Linked DNA regions of Homo sapiens: region 1 is linked to region 2. Evidence: read pairs that join two places in POLR2A ChIA-PET (ENCODE). Cell type or tissue: PC-9. All regions are shown on one strand. Each heading gives the region's core, and the rest is flanking DNA. Links, peaks and the distances in the headings are about the cores only. Region 1 overlaps PADI4 (peptidyl arginine deiminase 4). Region 2 holds the start of LINC02783 (long intergenic non-protein coding RNA 2783).

Region 1 (2,904 bases), core at 311-2,810, 160 kb before region 2:
GCTTTGTGCCAGCTGCCCGATGGACAGCGTAAGGCATAACAGCCTCAGGCCCAGCAGCGCAGGCAACGAAAAGTAGATGAACGAGTCCATGATTTTAACAAAATACACTGAAGAAGTCAACAGGGGGCTGTAGTGGAGAAGGCTAGGAGTTGGGGTGGGAGTAGGGATCCCTCTTTTAGCATCAGGGAAGGCCTCACTGAGTAGGAAATAGAAGCTGAAACCTGAAGGCTGAGAAGCAGCCAGCCCCGTGAACAGGGAACAGCACTGCAAGCAGAGGGAACGGCATATGCAAAGACCGTGAGGTGGGGAAACGTTAGGCAAGTTTGAAGAACAGGAAGGAGGCCAGTGGAGGTGGGGCTGGGTAAGGGACAGCGAGAGTGGCCTACAATGGTGCTGGAGAGGCAGGTGGGGCCAAAGCCTGGTGCTGAGTGTGACTTTTTCTCCAATTCTCTTCATTCTGAGTGATTTGGGTGTTTTTTGTTGTTGTTTTTTCTTTTTCTTTCTTTTTTTTTTTTTTTGATACAGTCTTGCTCTGTCACCCAGGCTGGAGTGCAGTGGTGCAATCTCGGCTCACTGCAACCTCTGCCTCCTGGGTTCAAGGGATTCTCCTGCCTCAAACTCTTGAGAAGATAGGATTACAGGCACACACCACCATGCCCAGCTAATTTTTGTATTTTTAGTAGAGACGGGATTTCGCCATGCTGGCCAGGCTGGTCTCGAACTTCTGACCTCAGGTGATCCATCCTCCTTGGCCTCCCAAACTGCTGGGATTACAGGTGTCAGCCACCACACCTGGCCTCATTCTGAGTGATTTGAGTTGGAATACACAGATGTGCTTAGCTGAGGGACCAGTGCTGCCTGCCTTCATCCAAAGTTGTCTGTGGGAAAGGGGACAACAATGGTGCCGAGGTGTCCGTCTGTCTGTCCAGCAGGACTTGTGGCATCAGAAAATCTGGCCTTTGTTATACTTGGAGCATCAAAGTAGACACAGCCACTGAACCAGGCAGGACTGAAAGCAGCAGAAAGAGGGCAAAGTCACGGTAGCAGCTGGCTGGTTCGCCCCAACGCTGCTGAAACAGGATGAACTCGACCCCATGGCTGAGTACACACTGTGAATCCAACAGCATCTCTGCATCTCCACTGCTCAGCGCACAGCTTGGCCAGGAGGAAGCGAGACTCGGGACAAGTTGTTGAGTTTAACTGAAGTTTCATTCTGAAGCCTTCTGTGTGGGCAGGGCCACTCTCCCCTCCCTTGGGGCACAGTACAGATGCTTGTCGGAAAGCCATTTGTCCTAGCAAACCTTGGACCCCACACTCCTTCCGTCGTTTTCCCTGGGCACCTTGAGCCAAGGGGCTGCCAGGACTCAGAGCGCAGGCCTGGGGTCTTCCTGGGAAAGCAGGGAGAGGGAGGCAGGGCGGGGAAAAGCATGCTCACCAAGCCGGACTGGCCGGGTTTGAATTCCAACTTCTCCACTCTGAGCCTCAGTTTCTTCTTCTATAAAATGGGCCTATTGATAGAATCTCCATAACAGTTTATCAAATTAAATGAGTCAGTGCAGGTAAAGAATGCAGCACTGGCTAACACACAACTCATTCTCAATAAATGCAACTATTATTATTATTGTTCTGTGCTGAGTTTGCATCAACCTGCCAGGCTAGTCAAGCATGAGTCAGCAATACGTCACTTCCCACCTCCACATGGACAGCCTGTGGCTGATAAAGTCACACCCAGGAAATGACCACTGATCCACTGATCCCAAAATCCCCCATATCCCAGATGGAGCCCCTGAAGACCAAACACCACCCATAAGACAGAGCCTCCAGCTGGGCATTGGGAAAGATTCCAGCCCCGGCCCCACCTCCACCTTGCAGCAAGAGCTTCTTCAAGAGCACAGGGAGGTCCAAGCCTGAGCCACCTCCTCGGCAGGGTTACCTGGAGATCAAGCTGAGCTCACGGGTGACAAGGGTTTTGGGAAATGAAGAGCCAGATCTTATCTTGGTAATAAAAAAATAACAAGCCCCACCTACATGCTCCCACTTTGGTAGGAATTCCACCTCCTTGCACTGGGCTACTCAGCTACAGGCGCGGGCGGGGAAGGCAGGCTAAAAGGAGGGAGTCTCAAGACAAGAGGGTTTCGGCAGCTGTGCCCCCTCCCCACCCCATGCAGGTACCATCACGCGTTTGATGGGAAACTCCTTCAGGCCTCTGTTCCTTGGAGAGTCGAAGACCACGGGCAGCGTTTTGTGTGGGGCTTGGATGTAGCCGATCTCCATTTCATCCTGTGGGAGTGAGTGGAGAGGAGGCTGTTGCGCGTGCTGCCTGGGTCTTGGTGCCCGACGCCAGGATGGGGGCATGAAACCATCCACTCACTCTCACCCTTGCAGTCAAGGGCACATTCCTATGGGATGTTTGATCTCAGAGAAGGGGCTCAGAAGCGGAGCTTATTGCCCCCTGTTTGCCCAGTGCACGAGAGGCCATGAGCCTGCAGGAGTGCCCTTCCCTCCTACTCCTGGTGGTGCCTGGGCCAGTGCTGGGGACCCCTGGTGAGCAAAACTGAGACCCCTCCTCAAGGTGAGAAAACAAGGGAGCCAGGCAGTGGGCACCAGGGTTAGGAGGTGATGGGGGGTGAGGGGTTGAGGGGTCTGTGGGGACACAGAGGAGGGGCTCCTGATGCAGCTAGGATGGGCCAGAGAAGACCTGTTGGCGCCAGAGCTCGCGGCCTCCTCCCCAAAGGAGGGCAGATAAGACCCAGCCTGGGCCACTGGAGCAGCAGGAGGAGCACGGGGAGGTTTCAGAAATGAATCTGCTGAAAATTCCGCCTCCGCAGGCTTGTATTCTAGCAGGCAGGTGTGATGTTGGACATAATCACTACTATAAGTTACTATTAGGATGAACCAGATGAA
Region 2 (2,904 bases), core at 271-2,770:
CCGCCTCCTGGGTTCATGCCATTCTCCTGCCTCAGCCTTCTGAGTAGCTGGGACTACAGGCGCCCGCCACAGCGCCCAGCTAATTTTTTTTGTATTTTTAGTAGAGACGGGGTTTCACCATGTTAGCCAAGATGGTCCCGATCTCCTGACCTCGTGATCAGCCCGCCTTAGCCTCCCAAAGTGCTGGGATAACAGGCATGAGCCACCACGCCCAGCTGGGTGTGGTTATTTTTGAGAAGTAGTCTCACTCACTCTGTTGCCCAGGCTGGAGTGCAGTGGCACAATCTTGGCTCACTGCAAACTCCAGCTCCCAGTTTCAAGCGATTCTCCTGCCTCAGCCTCCCGAGTAGCTGGGATGACAGGCACGCACCACCACCACCCAGCTAAGTTTTATATTTTTAGTAAAGACTGGCTGGGCTGGTCTCGAACTCCTGACCTCAAGTGATCTACCCACCTTGATCTCCCAAAGTGCTGGGATTACAGGCATGAGCCACCGTGCCCGGCCAGGTGTGGTTATTCTTGCAGTGGTGGGAATTTAGAGAGTTGCCATGCCAACCAGGCCTTGAACCTTCTGCCTGTAGGTAACTTTTGTTTCCTTAACCTTGGGGTCCATCTTAGTTGATAAAGGGGCATCTATTTTGGTGTCTCAGATGATGAACATAGAGAGGTCCCCCCAGGACCATGGGCTCTGGGTCCATCCGGGGTCAGGAGCCTTCCTGGGAGGTGACAGTGTAGCAGCAGCGTGAGGAAGGGACTGGGTGTCAGGCCCCTCTGTCCAGCACACCCCTTGCTTCCCTGTGGTCACTCGGCTCCCCAAGGCCAGGCCCCACTGCCTACCTGCTCCCAGGTGTTCACAGTGCCTCCTTCCTAGATAAGCTACAGAGAATGTCAGAGCTGTTGGGCCCTTAATGACACATGGGCCACAAGAGCAGAGAACGGAGAAAGGAGCTGGGTGGCACTGGGTGAGCTAGGAACAGGCCCCAGGCTAGAATGCAGGGCTCATGCCCTGCCCGGCACCCTGTGCACTGCCCTTTTGTGCCTGTTTTCAGACTCCAGGACACGATGCCCCCCGAGCCTGCCAAGGTGCCCCCCATCATTCATGCACCGATTGGCCATGGGCTTCTTCCATGTCCTGGGCCCGGCTTTCATGCCTGCCCACCGCCTGTGGCCTCAGCATGGCCACTTCACTCCAATGTGTTGGCCTCTGTCCCCATGCCACTCACAGCCCCCTGAGTCCCCATCAGGGCTGGCAGCCTGAGGGGTGGGAGGGGAAGTCTGGCTGTGCCTGACATGACAAGTTTTCCCAGGAGAGGTGAAGATTTCTAAACTGGACCCAGCTTTCCAGAGCATTCGCCAGCCTGGCCCCACCCCCACTCCCGACCAAAGCCTCCGCCCTCCTGGCTGGGTCTGACTTACCCACACTGAGCACCAGGAACTGGATTCCAGGGCCAAGAATTTGACCACATCCTGGTGGGTCCAGCCTAACATTCCCCAAAACAGGGCGGAAACCAAGGGAGGGATCAGCAGATGAGCACGCATTCAGCTGATGGAGTCAAGGAATCTTCTAAAAGCAGTACTCACTGCAAAGGATTTAAAAACCCAGCCCAGAAAATAAGCATAGGGAAACCCTTGCTTTTCACCTTACCTGGGTTCTGAAGAAATCTTAAGAAAACTTTTGTAAGTAAATCAAAAGTGACTTTGGTGAGGGGAGCTGACCCCTTAACAGCCACCTTTATTTCATGCTTATTCTAAATGCCTGTCTCCTCCATCACGGTCGAGCTGTCTTCAAGAATGAGGGCCACATCATACTCATTCTGATAACCCAGCACCCAGCACAGGGCCTGGCCCATTCCTTATTGGTGCTCTTGGAATGAGTTGATGAATAAGCAAGTTAAATTTGCTAATAGAGGAGGTAACTCACAATCCTTACATCTGACAAAGAGCTCGCATCCAGAATTTATAAGAACACCTACAAATAAATATGAAAAAGGCAGACCTCCTGATTTTTTTAACGAGCAAAAAAAATTCGCCGGGCTTGGTGGCTCACGTCTGTAATCTCAGCACTTTGGGAGGCCAAGGTGGGTGGATAACCTGAAGTCAGGAACTCAAGACTAGCCTGGCCAACATGGCAAAACCCCGTCTCTACTAAAAGTAAAACAATTAGCCAGGTGTGGTGGTGCACGCCTATAGTCCCAGGTACTCAGCAGGCTGAGGCAGGAGAATTGCTTGAACCTGGGAGGCAGAGGTTGCAGTGAGTCAAGATTGCGCCACTGCATCCCAGCCTAGGTGAGAAAGTGAGACTCTATTCCCCCAAAAAAGAAAAAAAAAATTGAACAGGCACTTCACTTAAAAACATAAAAGATACCAAGAGGCCAATAAACAGAGGAAAAGATGCTCAACTTCTTTAGTCACCAGGGAAATGCAAATGAAAACAAAAAGAAGACTCCACCACCAGGATAGCCAAGGTTAAAAAGCCTCACAATACCAAGTGTTGGCGATGTGGATGTGGAACAAATAGAACTCTCAGACACTCCCTGTGAGAATGGAAATTGGTAGGATCACATTGGAAAACTGTTGGCAGTATCTATTAGACTTGGAGCACAATACATACTTTCCCTGTGATATGTGTCCCCACCCAAATCTCACATCAAATTGTAATCCCCACGTGTCAAGGGAAGAACCTGGTGGGAGGTGATTGGATCATGGGGGTGGTTTCCCCCATGCTGTTCTCGTGATAGTGAGGGAGTTCTCATGAGATCTGATGGTTTAAAAGTGGCAGTTTCCCCTGTGCTGTCTCTCTCTCCTGCTGACTTGTGAAGAAGATGCTGACTTCTTCTTCCACCATGATTGCAAGTTTCTTGAGACCTCCACAGCCATGCAGAACTGTGAGTCAATTAAACCTCT

Evidence for each region. Peaks named below come from ENCODE experiments on the same cell type or tissue, not always from the same donor. Only the 100,000 strongest peaks of a DNase experiment are listed, where the experiment ranks them.
Region 1: POLR2A ChIA-PET joins it to region 2 with 6 read pairs; 1 of 35 experiments calls an interaction of 5 or more read pairs at or near these places.

What each region holds. Positions count from the first base shown.
Region 1 is chr1:17,347,317-17,350,220 of GRCh38, reverse strand. PADI4 (peptidyl arginine deiminase 4) reads right to left here. Exons shown (of 16, transcript NM_012387.3): 10 at 2,173-2,280. Among named protein-coding and RNA genes, the nearest start is that of PADI6, 23 kb to the left of the region's middle. In PC-9, for the core only: no CTCF peak of the experiment used is centred there; DNase peaks (open chromatin) are centred at 1,660 and 1,970; H3K4me3 peaks cover 843 bases; H3K27ac peaks cover 2,021 bases.
Region 2 is chr1:17,188,672-17,191,575 of GRCh38, reverse strand. LINC02783 (long intergenic non-protein coding RNA 2783) reads right to left here and starts at 1,787. Exons shown (of 4, transcript NR_148993.1): 1 at 1,646-1,787. In PC-9, for the core only: no CTCF peak of the experiment used is centred there; DNase peaks (open chromatin) are centred at 1,455 and 1,735; H3K4me3 peaks cover 710 bases; H3K27ac peaks cover 2,500 bases.